Regions from separate parts of the Homo sapiens genome. Here region 1 is linked to region 2. A link is a loop called in an ENCODE intact Hi-C map of the cell type or tissue named here. Cell type or tissue: body of pancreas. All regions are shown on one strand. Links, peaks and the distances in the headings refer to the core of each region. The heading gives the core; the rest is flanking DNA. Region 1 overlaps EMID1 (EMI domain containing 1). Region 2 holds the start of C22orf31 (chromosome 22 open reading frame 31).

Region 1 (9,313 bases), core at 1-8,000, 190 kb after region 2:
GGGTCCCCTCCCCTGCCCCCTTCACGGCTGCATCTGTCTCTTTCCTCCACAGGGGGAGGGGTTGCACCAGCTACGCGAGGCTTTGAAGATTTTAGCTGAGAGGGTTTTAATCTTGGAAACAATGATTGGGCTCTATGGTGAGTAGAGACAGACAGACGGACAGACGGCCCAGCCCCTGCCTGCCAGCCTTCCCCAAGCCCTCCTGGGGTGGAACTGGCCTGAGCCCAGTCATGAGGCTGGAGAAGGTGCCTGCCCCAGGCAAGCATGGACCTGAGAGGCCACAACCACCCTTCCCTCAATGACTGGTTCCCTCCTCCACGGGTGCAGGGGTGCCCTAGAAACCCGGGCCCTGCTGCTGTGGTCAGACCTGGGCCTCTAAGCATTATGGGTAGTGTGGTTTCTAGGCCTGCAGGGAACCAGAGATGAAAGATTTTAAGTTTGGAAGAAATTATGGGCAATGGAACCAAACTCCACTCCAGCAGTGGGATTGTGGGTAACAGAGCCAGACTCCTGGAGTGCAAGGAACCATGGGGAATCCAATCACAGCTCAGGACAACAGGAGGATTATAGGTAATGGATCCAGACTCTAGTCAGCCTTCAGCTCTAGAGAAATCATGGGTAACAGAGTCAGGCCCGCAGGACAATAGGTCATGGAGCAAGACTCCAGAAGGGCAGGGGACTGTGGGTGACAGAGCTAGGCTCAGGCCCCAGGGGACTCTGGGTAATACACCACCTACTAGTTCTGACTTTCCTCTCCCATAAGCCCCCAGAGGCTCTCACAAGGCAGATCCTCCTGGTCCCAGGTGTCCCCTTTGCAGTTTTCCCTTTGGTCCTCCTAACCTGTTCTGTTGGTCCCTTTAGGGGACTAAGAGAGCCAGGCCCTCACTCACCCCAGGCATTCATTCACCCAGAAACTCTCCACCCATGTGGTTATTTGAGGAGCCAGGCCAGCCCTGTCCCCACCATAGGAGGGGAAACTGAGGTCTCAGTACTGAGACTCACTCCCAGGCTCCTGCCCTGACGCCAGCTGGCAGTGCCCTCCCACCCTCCCCGCTTGGCTCCCCAGCCCAGCCCTCGGAGGCCAGACTCGCACCGTCTGCTCTTCTCCATCTCCCATCAGGCTCCTAGCTTACAGAGCTTCCTGCAGCAGCAGGCTCAGCTGGAGCTCCTGGCCAGACGGGTCACCCTCCTGGAAGCCATCATCTGGCCAGGTAATGGCAGGGCGGGCAGGCAGGGGCAGCCTCTTCCAGGAAGGGCCTGGAAAAGGCCTGGGCATGCAGAAGGCGCCTTCCGATGCTTGGCCCAGGCCAGCGGACACTCATTCTTCATCCAGCCAGCCAGCCAGCAAATGGTGCCTGGCAGAGAGAAGGCTCTGGTCACTTGAGTGAATGCGCACCTGCTCTGTGCCAGGCACCTTGCTGGGACAGGCTCCACAAGATAAGACAGACACAGTCCTGCCCTTGAGGAGTGTAGGGTGCTGGGGGGCTCAGGAGAACCCTGACACTGGTAGAGAAACCCAGGTGAGCTACACTGCAGGAAAGGGAGTACAGGCAGCCATGGAAATACAGAAGTGCCTCTGGCCTGGCCCAGAGGAGGTTGGAGGGGGGTCAGGGAGGTCTTCCTGGAGGAGGTGATATCTAAGTGAAGACTTGAAGGGCAAGGATCTGGGGAGAGTGAACAGGCAGAGAAACAGCATAAGCGAAGGCCAAGAGACCAGAAGGAGCCTAGAAGCAACAGAATCTGGCAGGGCCTAGATTGAGAAGGTCCTAGAAGGCAGGTTGGGGTAGTACAGGAGGTGGTTAGACACCAGTGGGTGGTACCCCTCCTTGCGTCTGGCTCCTGGGAGTGAGGCTGAGAAAATCTCTCCCCATGAAACTGGAGCCTGTGGCTGGCCCTGAAGAAAGGAAGGGATTGGCCACCCGAGGGGCTGAGCTCTATTCCTCACCTGCCCAGCCGCCCTATCTCGCAGCCCAGTGAGCACATCAGTGCACAGAGGCCTCCATATCATGTCCAACCTCGCATCTATTTTAAAGACTGAGAGGCCGGTCATGTTAGCTCACACCTGTAATCCTAGCACTTTGGGAGGCCGAGGCGTATGGATCACCTGAGGTCAAGAGTTCAAGACCAGCCTGGGCAACATGGCGAAACCCCGTCTCTACTAAAAATTAGTTGGGTGTGGTGGCGGGCACCCGTAATCCCAGCTACTCGGGAGGCTGAGGCGGAGAATCACTTGAACCCAAGAGGCAGAGGTTGCAGTGAGCCGAGACCGCACCACTGTACTCCAGCCTGGGTGACAGAGCGAGACTCCATCTCAAAAAAAAAAAAAAAAAAAAGACTGAGAAACTTAGATCCCAAGCAGGAAGAAGGGTTAAGGTTAGAGCCCAGCCTCCTTCATCCAGCAAAACTGTAGGGAGCACTCATTGAAAGCCAGACCTGTTGGGCACTGGTGCTCTGGAGTACAGATAGGTGCTGGCCTTGGGGAGCTGGCCATGAGTGGCAGGGAATCGTATCTACGGAGATATGGGGTAGGGGAGCATGGAAGGATATGGATGAGGAAGAGTCACTTGTCCCTAGGGGTTGGAGAAGGCTTCTTGGAAGAGGGGACTCTGCGTTGCGTCCTGGAAGATCCCAATGAGTGTGCCAGGTGGGGAAGTGGGTCGGGCAGCCTTGAGAGAGTCCTGCCTGTGCAGAGGCCCAGAGCCTGGGAAGGGTGTGGGGTCTGCTTCCAAAGCTCCTCCCACAGTGCCACATGCTTCTCTAACTTCTAGAAACTTCAGTGCCTAGCTCCCAGACCTCCTCCCCTCTTACAGAGAGGGGCCAAGGACCAAATCTCAGGCTCTCAGAACCTTTTTAGGTGTCTCCACCTCCTCTCTGAGGATTGGAGCAGGAGCTAGAAGGGACACATTTGAGCCACCATGTCCCTGGATCTGTCCCTGCCTTCAGCCAGCTCTGTCTCTGACAGCCCAGGGAGAAAAGTGCCAGACACCTCAGAAGTCCCACACCCACTGCCAGTGGCCCCTCAAGCCAGCTTGGGTCGGGGCTTGGAGGGACAGGTCGGGGGACTGGGAAATGGGACAGGGAAGGAGGTGGGACCCTCCCCATTGGCGCAACATACACATCAGGTGCTACTGAAGACCCAGATGGGGTTCATGTTTAGGTTATAATCAATAATTATGATAATAGTATCAGCTGCCACGTGTCTGGCCCACCTGGGCTGGATTGATCATCTCCAATCTCTTAGAGGAGTAAACTTGCTAGGTGAGCGATGCCGTGGCCATTTTACAGGTGAAGAAACAGAAGCTCAGAGGCTCCTGTGACTGCTTCAGAGTCACAGGAATGGGAATGGTCAGGCTAGGGGTCCACCTCAGGTCTCCCCTCTAAAGTCCTGGCCCTTTGGACTGCATCAGCAAAGGTTTGCTGACTCTGCCACTCATCCAGGGCCCCAAATTTGATTGTGACAAACTCACAGGGGCCAGACCTGCAGGAGACCTGGGTGGAAGCGACACCAACCTAGTAACCATAATAATCCAGCATTTCCCGTGAAAACCACTTTCCAGTCCTGGTCACGGTAAACACATGTATCACAAGGGTGTGAAAATGGGACTATTATGCCCACGTTCCAGATGACGCTCAGAGGTTCTATGACTTGCCCAAGGCCACATAACTGGCAGAGTGGGACCAAGCCATGATCCCAGCTGGCATTGGGGCCAGTGCTCTGTGCCACTCCCCTCCCACGCTCCCTAAGGCATGGAATGTCCCTTTCAGTGACCACACATGCCTGTCTGCTCCGGGAGCCCTCAACTCAGCCCAGAGGTGCAGGGCAGGCTGGGCCACACAGGGTCGGGGCACTGGCAGTCATGATTACGACGGACAGCCCACTCCATGGCAGTGCCCTCAGTGGGAACCTGGTGTTTACCAGAACCCAAGTATCTGTCCTATGGAGGCTTAGCCAAGTCCTCCACCGTGGCCCTCTCCTCCCTGAGTGTCCATCTCCCCCTAGAAAAACAGCCTATTCTTCTGACCTGCCTGGCCTGCTCATTTTACTTTGGGAAGGGCTGAGATGATAGGCACAGAAGGCTTCCTGGAGGAAATGGCTCCTACCCTTGGTTTTGAAGGATGAGTAGTTTTCTGGTTCCATCCGGAACTGTCCCTGTTTCAGAGATGAGATGACTGAGGCCCTGACAGAGGTCCAGCTTGCCCAAGACTGCACAGTAGGTCAGTGGCAGAGCCTGGCCTCCTAAGCTCTTTCCCCCAACTGGTGGCCTAGCCCATGTCTGTTCCCTGGCCTCAGTTTACCCAGCTACCAAATGGGGATGACTCAGGGCACACCTCCACCCCAAAATGAATAGAAAAAGAAGCAGCCTTTCTATGAAGCATTCACTGCATCTAAACACTTCCTAAAGGAGGTGGGTGTGGTTATCCCCACCTGACAAAGCAGGAAGCAGAGGCCCTGAGTGCTCTCCTTGGGCTGGGGGGCTGGTAAGTCCTGGCGTGAGGCACCAACCAATCTGCAGACCCCCTTTCCCACAGCTCTGCAGCCAGATACCAGGGTGGATTATACCTGGCAGAGCGTGCCCGGTTCTGCCACCCCCTAGAGGGCCAAGGGGAGGTGGGCACCTCACATGAACCCCTCTAATGTGGCCTCTCTCCTTCTTCCCTCCGGCAGAACCAGAGCTGGGGTCTGGGGCGGGCCCTGCCGGCACAGGCACCCCCAGCCTCCTTCGGGGCAAGAGGGGCGGACATGCAACCAACTACCGGATCGTGGCCCCCAGGAGCCGGGACGAGAGAGGCTGAGGGTGGTGGCGGCCCCTGAGGCAGACCAGGCCAGGCTTCCCCTCCTACCTGGACTCGGCCAGCTGCCTCCAGGGACCGCCCGTCCATATTTATTAATGTCCTCAGGGTCCCTTCTGCCATCTAGGCCTTAGGGGTAAGCAGGTCTCAGTCCTGGCACCATGCACATGTCTGAGGCTGAGCAAGGGCTGAGAGGAGAGGCTTGGGCCTCAGTTTCCCTCTGTGAAGTGGGGGGAGGCAGGCCTTCAAGGAGGGATAGAGGTACAAGGCTTCGTCTCATCTGCTGTCTGAGCATCCAGGCCCAAAGGCACTGAGGGAGTCAGGAGCTGGGGCTCGGCACATGCAGAGATGACAGGGCAGGGGGCAGTCTTCCTCCCCCTCCCCGACCAAACCTCGGGGAGCCCTCCTGTGCCCCTCCCTCCTTGTTGTCCAGTGCTGGGCTCCCCACCCCGAGGTCAGGCTGCCCAATCCTCTGACTGGATCACCGGGGGCTTCTTGCCTCAGTTCTTCCCTCTGAGCCCCCAGGCCCTCCCGCATCTCAGGTTGGGGATGGGGACATGGAGAGGAAGGGGCCGCCTACTCCTGCAAATGCTTGTGACAGATGCCAGGAGGTAGATGTGTGCTGGCCAATAAAGGCCCCTACCTGATTCCCCGCAGCTTGGTCTCAGTGTGTGCTTAGATGGGGGCAGCTGGGAATGAGGCTACGACGGAGAGGGCTAGAAATGGGCGGTGGAGAATGCTCTGTGCTGGAGGACAGAGCCTCCTGGAGGTATAGGCTGCAAGGTGCAGGGCCAGGAAGCCTGTGTCTCTGGACATCAGGGAACAGCTCTCCCACAACTGGTCATTCATTTGGTGCTCACTCATTCATTCATCCCCCTGATGCCAACACAGAAGAGTCAAACACAACTGCTGCCTCCAAGGAGGTCCAGGTTGAAAAACAAACTGGTTTTTATTCTAAACACGTACTAGGGCAGCATGCTGGGGGGCCTCTCCTGCCTCCAGAGGTGCCCCTGCTCCCCACTGTGGCCCTCTTTAGACAGAGTAGGAGCTCGGGCTACCCACATGCAGCCCAGCCCTTAGCACCCAAGGGCCTGCCTGTGCCCCACTCTCTGCCTGGGCTAGGGAGGCCCAGGACCCTCGGAGTGGGCAGGCCCACCCTTTCCATGGGTCACCAGGGTCTCAGTGCCCACTTGTCCTCCAACCAACAGTGACACGGCACCCTCCACACGGCCTGTGGCTGCCAGTGCCACCACCGCCTGCTCCGTAGGGAAGCCCATGCGCTCCAGCTGCTGCAGCCTGTTGGGGGTGGGGGGAGAAGTGGGGAGTGTCAGGGCCACCCCGGCCCCTATACCAGGGGACCCCACCTCTGCCCACCCCACCTTACCGCAGAGAGGAGACAGAGGACTTGGACAGCCATGGTGCGCTCTGGGGTTCCTGGGCTGGCCCGTCAAGAAGCGAGGCCTGGATGCCCTCCTGCAGCATCTGCTCATCCAAGGCCGCCCACATCGGAGTCCCTGGGGAGAAGCTGGCCCCAGCCCAGTCCAGGCCTGCCTCTGAGGAGCCCTCCCAGGTGGGCTGCACAGGCCTCAGGCTTGGTGGGGGCAGGGCTGAGTCTTCCCAGTGGGACCAGAGGTCAGGGGAGGCCACATAAGGCGGTCCAGGGATGGGAGGCCTGGAGGAGTGGGAAGAGAAGAGGGCCTGACTGGCAGCCCTGCCACAGTGCCCACCACCTGGACTGGCATCCCCCCCATCACCCTCACCTCACTCCGGCAGGATGGGTGACAGGCAGCTCCGCCAGGCTACCCGGGGTGGCAAGGAGCCTCAGGGGCCAGCACCCCGCCAAGGTCCTGCACAAGACGCCCTCCTGCAGCACCTGCAGCCGTCGCTCTGAGGGTTCCAGCCACCGGAAGGCCCCAGCTGCATCTGTCTGCCCGGGGCAGGGCGGCCGGTCAAGGAAAACCAAAAGCAGCCAGGGGTGGGCCCACGCCACAGGCCAGGCCCCATGCCAAGTGTGCTGGCCACCATTCCCTCCCGTCTCCTCACTGTGGACCAGCATGGAATAGCGTCACCCTGGTCAGCAGCAGAGGCTCAGAAAGGAAAAGGGATCTGCCTGAAGCTACTCAGCCAAACAGAGCCAGGTATGCCTCACCCCAAGGCCTGGGCTCACCCGTGACCCACTCTGTTCCCAGAACCCTATGCACCTTTTCAGGTCTGTAACTCAAGACCCACCCGTCCTGGAAGAAGTCCCATGGACACACCTGCTATTGCCTTCAGACAGGCCTGGATAACTCCTGTCACCAATCCAGAGTGCAGAGGCCAGCCTGTTCTCTCCAGTGGCACTGTTTTCCCCGATAGGTATGAATCATCTTAGGGCTGGACGCAGTGGCTCACAGCTGTATAATCCCAGCACTTGGGGAGGCTGAGACGGGAGGATCACTTGAGGCCAGGAGTTCAAGACCAGCCTGGGCAACATAGACCCCGTCTCTACAAAAAATTTTTAAAATTAGCTGGACGTGGCAGTGCACACCTGTAATCTCAGCTACTCAAGTGGCTGAGGCAAGAGGATCGCTTGAGCCCAGGAGTTTGAGGCTGTAGTGAGCTATGATGGCGTCGCCACACTCCAGCTTGGGTGACAGAATGAGACCCTGTCTCTAAAAATTAAAAAAAAAATCTCAGAAGCAGAACACCAATAAAGAGTGCTCTAGCACGACTTATTTATTTATTTATTTTTGAGACAGAGTCTCACTCTGTCACCCAGGCTGATATGCAGTGGTGAAATCTCGGCTCACTGCAACCTCCAACTCCGAGGTTCAAGCAATTCTCCTGCCTCAGCTTCCCGAATAGATGGGATTACAGGCACGTGCCATCACACCTGGCTAATTATTTTGTATTCTTAGTACAGGGTTTCACCATGTTGGCTAGGCTGGTCTCAAACTCCTGGCCTCAAGAAATCGGCCCACCTCAGCCTCCCAAAGTGCTAGGATTACAGGCGTGAGCCACTGCACCCAGCCTCTAGCACCATTTATTAAAAAGAATATTCTTTTCCTCATTGAATCGACTTGGCACTCTTGTCAAAATAAATTGACTATACAGTAAATCTAACAGTTTATTTCTAGATGGTCAATTCTAGTCCATTGATCTGTATGTCTATCCTGATGCCAGTACCACAATATCTTGATTATTATAATTTTGTACGGCTTTTTTTTTTTTTTTTTTTTGGAGAGAGTCTTGCTCTGTCGCCCAGGCTGGAGGGCAGTGGTGCAATCTCAGCTCACTGCAACCTCTCTCCTGGGTTCCAGCAATTCTCCTGCCTCAGCCTCCTGAGCAGCTGGGATTACAGGCGTGTGCCACCACACCTGGCTAATTTTTGTATTTTTAGTAGAGATGGGGTTTCACCATGTTGGCCACGCTGGTCCTGAACTCCTGACCTCAAGTGATCTGTCTGCCTCGGCCTCTCAAAGTGCTGGGATTACAGGTGTGAGCCACCGCACCTGGCCACTTTTGTAGTTTTAAGTTTTGAAATTGAAAAGTGTAAGTCTTCCAGGTTTGCTTTTCTTTTTCAAGATTATCTGAGGTATTCTGGGTTCTTTACATTTCCATATTATTTTTAGGACCAGCTTGCTAATTTCTGCAACAACAACAAAGACAGCTGAGATTTTGATAAGAATTGTGTGGGATCTATAAATCAACTGAGTAGCATTACCATTTTAACAATATTAAGTATTCCAATCCGTGAACATGAGATCTTTCCATTCACTTAGGCTTTTAATTTTCTTTTTTTTTGAGAGGAAGTCTCGCTCTCTCGCCCAGGCTGGAGTGCAGCAGCGCTATCTTGGCTCACTGCAGCCTCTGCCTCTCGGATTCAAGCAATTCTCCTGTCTCAGTCTCCCAAGTAGCTGGGACTACAGGCGCCTGCCACCACGCCTGGCTAATTTTTGTTTTTTGGGGTTTGAGACCGGAGTCTCACCCTATCGCCCACGCTGGAGTGCAGTGGCATGTTCTCGGCTCATTGCAGCCTCTGCCTCACAGGTTCAAGTGATTCTCCTGTCTCAGTCTCCCAAGTAGCTGGGACTATAGGCGCCTGCCACCACGCCTGGCTAATTTTTGTTTTTTGGGGTTTGAGACCGGGGTCTTGCCCTGTCGCCCAGGCTGGAGTGCAGTGGCATGTTCTCGGCTCATTGCAGCCTCTGCCTCACAGGTTCAAGTGATTCTCCTGCCTCAGTCTCCTAAGTAGCTGGGATTACAGGTGCACGCCACCACGCCCAGCTAATTTTTGTATTTTTAGTAGAGATGGGGTTTTACCATGTTGGCCAGGCTAGTCTCGAACTCCTGACCTCGTGATCCGCCCACCTTGGCCTCCCAAAGTGTTGGGATTACAGGCATGAGCCATCGCGCCTGGCCTAATTTTTTTATTTTTAGTACAGATGGGGTTTCACCATGTTGGCCAGGCTGGTCTTGAACTCCAGACCTCAAGTGATCTGCCCGCCTGGCCTCCCAAAGTGCTGGGGTTACAGGCGTGAGC
Region 2 (8,244 bases), core at 1-8,000:
ATAGATCTTTTTTTCTTTTCTTTTTTTTTTTTTTTTTTTTTTATTTTTTAGACAGGGTCTTGCTCTGTTGCCCAATCAGGAATGCAGTAGTGCAATCATGGCTCACTGCAGCCTCAACCTCCTGGGTTCAAGTAATCCTCCCTCCTTAGCCTCCCAAGTAGCTGGGATCACAGGCATGTGCATCATGCCTGGCTTTTTTTTTTTTTTTTTAGTAGAGATGAGGTCTCCCTATGTTGCCCAGGCTGGTCTTGAACTCTCTGAGCTCAAGTGATCCTCCCTGCTTGGCCTCCCAAAGTGCTGAGATTATAGGCGGTAGCCGCACGCCATATAATCTCAACCGTTAAGTGTTCTCTGGCTTTACCTTTTCCCTCCCCTCGCCAGTCACATTTTCCCCACCACTGGTCCTCGTCTACCTCTCTGATGCCTCCTGCAGGCCTCCTATGCCCTGCTGGCTGCTTGCTCTTGGAACTGATGAAGTTTCTTTTCCTGGCCTGCTGGGTGGCTTTCATCACTGAATCGTCCTTGTGCTTTAATCTCTTCGAGAGTTTTCCTTCTCCAAACTTGCATGGTGGTGGGCAGCACTTATTCTTCAGTTGCCGCCTGAGTACAAGCTTAACCAGGGAGAAGGAACTGGCAATTAATGGGTTCCTTACAACTTCCCAAGAGGAAGTGGTAGCTGGTGCTGGGGCATTAATGTTCTGCTTTGCACATGTTCTGGCCATCCAGATGTTGGTGAGAGCCGGTGAGTCCACATAGCAGTCCTGAAGCCTGGTATTTAATAAGATGGACTGTCGGAGTCCATAGATAGGGATGCTGGGGTCTCGTCTCACATTGATTGGGTGCTAGAATTATAAGGAGGGAGAAATGAATTTTAAAAGGACCGTTCTTCAGCAGAGAATAAAAGGTCTACTTTGAAGGCAAAATATTAACATCTTTTTATAGGCCATTCCTTCCACCCAGTTCTTAGAAATTTACTATATGTCCTCTCCTGTTCACCAAAGCCTTTTATACCAAGTAGGGAGGAGATAGTCACTCCACAAGGTTACAGTAATATTCAGGCTCTCAAAGAACATAGCATGCCAGGGCAGGAAGTCGGGGGTCAGGGAGGGTTCACAAGGAATTGAAGACAATTCCTGCCTGCTGGAAAGATACGGACGGCAGGGTCACTCAAGACTTCCATATGAGCTGTAGACACTCAACCATGCTGCAACACAGACATGACAGCCGGTAAGTTCTGCCAAGCCCTGAATACGCTTTACACTTTCTTTTTTTGTGTGTGGGGGGGACGGAGTTTAGCTCTTGTTGCCCAGGCTGGAGTGCAATGGCGTGATCTTGGCTCACTGCAACCTCCGCCTCCCGGGCTCAAGGGATTCTTCTGCCTCAGCCTCCGAAGTAGTTGAGATTACAGGCATGCACCACCGCACCCAGCTGATGTTGTATTTTTAGTAGAGACAGGGTTTCTCCATGTTGGTCAGGCTGGCCTCGAACTCCCCACCTCAGATGATCCGCCCGCCTCAGCCTCCCAAAGTGCTGGGATTACCAGCATGAGCCACCATGTTCGGCTGAATACACTTTCTAACCAACTGCCATGCACCAAGAAGAGCTCATTCACAGGGAAATCAATATACTCTGGGGACCATAAAAGCAACACGAAAACATTAATGCTGCCGGCCTCCATTTCCTGGGACCAACTAAGAGCAACAGAACAATTTGGATAGATTAGAATCACATATTTAAAGAGATCTGGCTTTCTAAGAAATGTCATCTATAGAAATAAAATCACCTTACCATATTTCAGTTGCCTTAAATTTTATTTTCGCTAGCTTAGTAAGGGGAAGAAATATGTATTTTCTCTTTCCTTTTTCTCTCTCTCTCTTTTTTTTTGTTTTTGTTTTAATATTTCTAGTCACCTGTCTTTCTCTGCCTTAGTCACATATGGGCAAATTGCTGTTTGTTTAGATGTGGGCTCAATGCAGGCAGCTTTGAGCCATTATCTCTAGTATTTGTGATGTCACTTTGGTTTGTGATGTGGGTGTGGGTGGGTGTTACATCATCAGATTTTATAGTTAAATTATGTGGGAAGAAGTTCTATACGGTTTTGCTTCTAGCCTCAGAAACTTCTGAAGTCCTCATTTCCCCCAAAATGGCTTGGATGAATTTTGAAGATCTTCATGTTCTTAAGAAGTATGTTTTGCAGGAAATGTAGTCAAATATGCAGACCAGATTTGGGGATATGGGTAGTGAGATGCATCCCTACATGTGCAAAAGTGCCCTCCTTCATGTACATAAAGGAGGCACTGTTAAGTTCTCAGAACAGCTGCCAAGGTTAGGGACCAGGAATGAAAGAACACGTTCCTGCAGACCTGGGCACCTTTCCCTGCATGTCTCTCCCGGGAAGACTACATGGTTTCTGGAATGTGGGTTTCTTTTACATCCCATGGCAAATGCAGTAATTAGAGCTGTTAGCAGTGTCAAGGGCTTGAAAGGAGAACAAAGCCGCCTCTTCCTGGGAACTCTTGGGCAATGCCTCACTGCTTATCAGGTGCTCGTCCTGTTGGTGGGTTTGATTCTTTTATTTGTAAAATGCCTCAGGAGCCTCCCTCCTGAGGGGGAGGCCAGTGAAATGATGGAAAAACAGAGTATGAATCTGGCAGGGGCTCCTGGAATCGCATGTGTTGCCTGCTTGCGTTTTTAAGTGTTGTCCCTGGAGTGAATCAGAGCCTGCAGGCGGACCGCACCACAGGCTGTGGTGGAACCACCTCCAGGCCTATGGCAGCTGGACCCACAGACAGTTGAGAGGACAATTGCTCCCTTTCAGTGGCGAGCCCTGGCCTCACCTCCTAAGAGCTGGGTCGATTTTAGAGCAGGGCTTTGGAAAGGGTTTGTCTTTGGGAAGAGTTTGCGAATGTCTGGAGACTGGGCAGGCAAGAGTCTTTTCAAAGCTGGTCAGTCTTGGAAAAATGGCACCGGGCTCCTGGGCTACCTGGAAATTACCATCTGTCTTTACTCTGCAAAGCAGGGACAGGAGGGAAATGTCAAGCAAAAAAAGGCATAATAGGAGTAGGTCATCTGTTTCTCTTTTCTCCTTCTCCATCTTGAGTTTGGCTTTCCTGCACCTCATCTTTCCACACACTCATCCGTTAGATTTACTCTGCTAGGTCTTTTACTCAATGACTCTGCTTGGTCTTTTACTCACTCTGTCCCCCAGGCTGGAGTGCAGTGGTGCGATCTCGGCTCACTGCAACCTCCGCTTCCTGGGGTTCAAGCAATTCTCGTGCATCAGCCACCCAAGACGCTGGGATTACAGGCGCGGACCACCAAGCCCAGCTAATTTTTGTATTTTTAGTAGAGATGAGTTTTCACCATGTTGGCCCAGCTGGTCTCAAACTCCTGGCCTCAAGTGATCCACCCACCTTGGCCTCCCAAAGTGCTGGGATTACAGGCGTGAGCCTGTGCTCAGCCTCAATCTCCTTCTTCCAGCAGAGAGCTGTTCACATGGGCAGCACTTGATACATACTCTTCAAGTTCTATCAAATTCTGCCTTCTCTGCCTTCATTGTAACTCACTTCAATTGACTATGCCACAACAGGTAACCCTCAGCCTTCCTTAGAACTAACCCAGGGTACTTTGTTCTAAGCTATTTCTCCTATGTCAATAAAACTAATATTTATTGAATGCTTCCTGAAGGCCAGGCACTGTTCTAGCCACTTTATTAGCATCATGTCATGAAATGCTACCAACCATCCTATGAGTTTGAGCACTGTTCCCTGTTTTACAGATAAAGAAACTGAGGCACAAGTTGCTCAAGTATCATGCCTCAAGTAACCAACAAAGGCTGAACCCAACCAAAGTCTATACTGCCCTTGTTTTTGTTTTTGTTTTTGAGACGGAGTTTCACTCTTGTCACCCAGGCTGGAGTGCAGTGGCACGATCTTGGCTCACTGCAACCCCCACCTCCCAGGTTCAAGGGATTCTCCTGCCTCAGCCTCCCAAGTAGCTGGGATTATAGGCACGCACTATCATGCCGGGCTAATTTTTGTATTTTTAGTAGAGATGGGGTTTCACCATGTTGGCCAGGCTAGTCTCAAACTCTTGACCTCAGGTGATCCACCTGCCTTGGCCTCCCAAAGTGCTAGGAATACAGGTGTGAATCACCACACCCAGCCCTACTGCCCCTGTTCTTAAACACTCACAGTTATCACCGTGATGCCTGGCCTCTCTGTTGGTCAGCCCATCCATCTACCATACCCGGGCCCAGTTCTAGTCCTGTCCTTGTCATGAGACTTTCTCTAGGCCCAGGAGGGAATCTGCCTGTGATGGCATCCCAGATCCATCTTTCATTAGGCAAGTGAATTCATACCCCTGAACCTTAATTTCCTCAGCTGTGAAATGGGCCTAGTCATACTGCCTACCTAAGGGTTATTGTGAGTTTGAAGTGGGACAATGCATCTGAAATACTTGGCATGGCTCCTGGTGTATATAGTAAGCACTCAATGAATATTTGCTTTTTTGTGTTTTTGTTTTTGTTTCAAGACAGGGTCTCAGTCTGTCACCCAGGCTGGAGTGCAGTGGTGTGATCACGGCTCATGAGAGCCTCGACCTCCTGGGCTCAAGCAATCCTCCCACTTTGGCCTCCCAAGTAGCTGGGATCACAGGCTTGTTTTTGCCCAGTGATTTTTTTTTTTTTTTTTTTTTTTTTTTTTTTTTTTTTTTTTTTTTTGTAGAGATGAGGTCTCCCTGTGTTGCTCAGCTTAGTCTGGAACTCCTGGTCTCAAGTGATCCTCCTTGGCCTCCCGAAGTGCTGGGACTACAGCTGTGAACCAACACACCTAACCCATGTGAAAGTTATTTTTTACTTATTTATTTTTTTGAGATGGAGTCCCAATCTGTCACCCAGGCTGAAGTGCAATGGCACATTCTCAGCTCACTGCAACCTCCGCCTCCTGGGTTCAAGCAATTCTCCTGCCTCAGCCTCCCGAGTAGCTGAGATTACAGGTGTGCACCACCACGCCCGGCTAATTTTTGTATTTTTAGCAGAGATGGGGGTTTCACCATGTTGGCCAGGCTGGTCTCGAACTCCTGACCTCGTGATCTACCAGCCTTCACCTCCCAAAGTGCTGGGATTTCAGGCGTGAGCCACTGCGCCTGACCATGTGAATGTTATTAATATTATGGTCCATTTACTCATCTGACCCTTTCTTGAGCTCCTGTTGCTCATGGTCTAAGTGATGTAATGCAACATTTGATATGATCTTTGTCTCAGGTCATTCATGTACATCAATCTGGTTTATGGCCGGTGTGGTGGCTCGCACCTATAATCCCAGCACTTTGGGAGGCTGAGGCAGAAGGATCACTTGAATCCAGGAGTTCAAGATGAGCTTGGGCAACAAAGCAAGACCCCATCTCTACAAAAAAGAAAAAGAACAAAGAAAAAAAAATCTAGTGTATGAGGCCAAGCAATGAGCCTCTTGGAAGTAGGGAAAGTTTCTGATCTGACTTGGGTATCAGACTTTCATGATCCATCTTCATTATATATTTGTCAGATCGATTGACCTCACAGAAGTGTTGAATGTAGAGGAGCTACATCCCCTGGTTACGGGAGTTGTTCAGAATATTCTATGCTTTGTTAAACGGAAAGGGAAGCAGGTAGCTGAAGATAAGATAAGGAAGTGGTTAGTCTTTAGCAGAGATTGTCCCATCAAAGGCTGTTTAGAATTTTAAAGTCAGGATGGAATGACTACTTGGTCCAGGGTACTAAAACCATGGCAAGAGTTTCCATCATGGGTGCCAGCACTTGATCTGGGGAACTCGGGGTTGAAGCAGTAGGGCTTCCATGTTGCTGAAAGACCTCTTCCTTAGTTTGATTCTCCCATGAAGCTTTTTTATTCTGCTGAGCTCAGTCTCACTAACCTTTATTTTCCACCCATCATTTGGAGCTGTGCTTCCTGACATATCTAAACCACCGCTTCTATTTGCAAACACATCTGTCCTTCTTTGATGTTTAGCCAAACTTTCCTCACAGTATTTTTAGCTCGTATAATCTTCCTTCTTCCTTTTTTTTTTGTCTTTCCTTTACTACGACCTTTCTTCTTTTTAGCTTCTCTTAGCTCTTATTCTCCTTCTGGTGGATCAGCTAATAAAGAAGAAATTGAGTCAATTTCTATTAATTCTTGTCTTCCACCTTTATGGCCCTGCCCCACCCATGCAATTCTAGTGGAATTTAGTTGCTTTTAATTTCCTCAGATGTTTTTGTTTTAACACCCAAGCAGTAAACTTCCATACCCATGTGGGAACATATCTGAGGTTCATGATGCAAAAGAGAAACACTTTGGATGGGAAAGAATTGGAAAAGATTCCTGAACTGTGATGCAAACTCGGAGGACCAATGATTTGGACCACATGTGCTGAATATGCACCAATCATGGGCCAAGTATGCAAAATAATGGTGTCCTGTGTGCCTTCCCACCAGTTCTCACCTGACTCCCGCAGATGTCCCACACTTCCTCCTTTCTTTCTTTCTTTCTTTTCTTTTCTTTTCTTTTTTTTTTTTTTTTTTTTTTTTTTTTTTTTTTTTTTTGAGATGCAGTCTCGCTCTGCTGCCAAGGGTGGAGTGCAGTGGCACGATCTTGGCTCACTGCAACCTCCGCCTCCTGGGTTCAAGCAATTCTCCTGCCTCAGCCTACTGAGTAACTGGGATTACAAGCACTCACCACCATGCCCAGCTAATTTTTGTATTTTTAGTAGAGACAGGGTTTCACCATGTCAGCCAGGCTGGTCTTGGACTCCTGACCTCAGGTGATCCACCTGCCTCGGCCTCCCAAAGTGCTGGGATTACAGGCGGGAGCCACCGCGCCCAGCCAACGCCTCCTCAATGCTAACCCAAACCCTACTGTGAGTCTTCAGAGGTGCCCACCTGGATGCCCCACAGACAACTCTAACTCATTATGTTCAAGACCAGAGTCTTTCTCTTCCTTCACCCCCATCAGAACAAGCAAATGACTGCCTCTCTTGAATTTCCCATGACTAGTTGTCTGAGCCAGAATCCTGGGAGACTCAGTAATGATACAGTGCAGCCTCAAACCCGAGGCTGAAGGAAAATCGGGAATACAGATCCTATCTTCATTTAAAGCTGGGACAGTCTGTTCATAATGGATTTTTTTGCATTCATTTAGATGTTAAAAAATTATTTTAAAATATTGCATTAAATACTATTTACTAAATATATTTATTAAATGTATAAAATATCTATTAAATAATATTTATCTTGATTACTGGATTTTTTATTGTGTTTTCTAAAAATCCTCTTAAACTCTGTGCCTGAGGCACATACTTCACTTGCCCCATTCCAGTCCCAGCTCTGGACCACTCAGTAAGCATTTGGTGACAGAAACCTATTATTTTATTTTTTATTAATTATTATTATTAATTTTCTTTTTTCTTCTCTTTTCTTTCTTTTTTGACACAGACTCTCGCTTTCTCGCCCAGGCTAGAGTGCAGTGACATGACCTTGGCTCACTGCAACTTCCACCACCAGGGTTCAAGTAGCTGAACCCTGCGTTAGCCTTCCAAGTAGCTGGGATTACAGGCATGAGCCACCACGCCCGGCTAATTTTTGTATTTTTAGCAGAACTGGGGTTTTGCCATATTGGCCAGGCTGGACTCGAACTCCTGACCTCAGGTGATCTGCCAGCATCGGACTCCCAAGGTACTGAGATTACAACCATGAGCCACCGTGCCCAGGCTATTATTATTAATTTTAGAGACAGGGTCTGGCTTTCTTGTTGCCCAGGCTGGGTTGCAGTGGCTGTATCCTCGTTCACTGTAACCTCAAAATACTGGGTTCAAGAGATCCTCCCACCTCAGCTTCCCGAGGTACTGGGATTACAAATGTGAGCCACCATACCTGGCCTAATGACAGAATAAGGAGGCATCAGGTACAGTAGCAAGCATCTGTAGCCCCAGCTACTGAGTCTGAGGTGAGAGGATTGCTGGAGCCCAGGAATTCGAGGCTGTAGTGTGCCATGATTGTGAATAGTCACTGCAATCCAATCTGGGCAACATATCAAACATATCAAACCCCGTCTTTTTTTTTTTTTTTTTGAGACAGAGTCTCACTCTTGCCTGGGTTGGAGGACAATGGCACTATCTCTGCTCACTACAACTTCTGTCTCCCGGGTTCAAGTGATTCTCCTGCCTCAGCCTCCCAAGTAGCTGACATTATAGGCGCATGCCCTGACACCTGGC

Evidence for each region. Peaks named below come from ENCODE experiments on the same cell type or tissue, not always from the same donor. Only the 100,000 strongest peaks of a DNase experiment are listed, where the experiment ranks them.
Region 1: it touches region 2 in a loop (2.6-fold over the local background); 16 of 110 quality-filtered maps call a loop at or near these places.

Annotation. Positions count from the first base shown.
Region 1 is chr22:29,254,151-29,263,463 of GRCh38, forward strand. EMID1 (EMI domain containing 1) reads left to right here. Exons shown (of 15, transcript NM_133455.4): 14 at 53-137; 15 at 4,667-5,447. The coding sequence ends at 4,794. It overlaps RHBDD3 (rhomboid domain containing 3), which reads right to left. Exons shown (of 7, transcript NM_012265.3): 5 at 6,552-6,714; 6 at 6,176-6,463; 7 at 5,722-6,087. The coding sequence ends at 5,910. Among named protein-coding and RNA genes, the nearest start is that of RHBDD3, 9.2 kb to the right of the region's middle. RefSeq lists enhancers at 5,446-6,300, 6,301-7,154. In body of pancreas, for the core only: no CTCF peak of the experiment used is centred there; a DNase peak (open chromatin) is centred at 3,701.
Region 2 is chr22:29,060,002-29,068,245 of GRCh38, forward strand. C22orf31 (chromosome 22 open reading frame 31) reads right to left here and starts at 1,830. Exons shown (of 3, transcript NM_015370.2): 1 at 1,789-1,830; 2 at 414-842. The coding sequence starts at 1,791. RefSeq lists an enhancer at 2,200-2,967. In body of pancreas, for the core only: no CTCF peak of the experiment used is centred there; no DNase peak of the experiment used is centred there.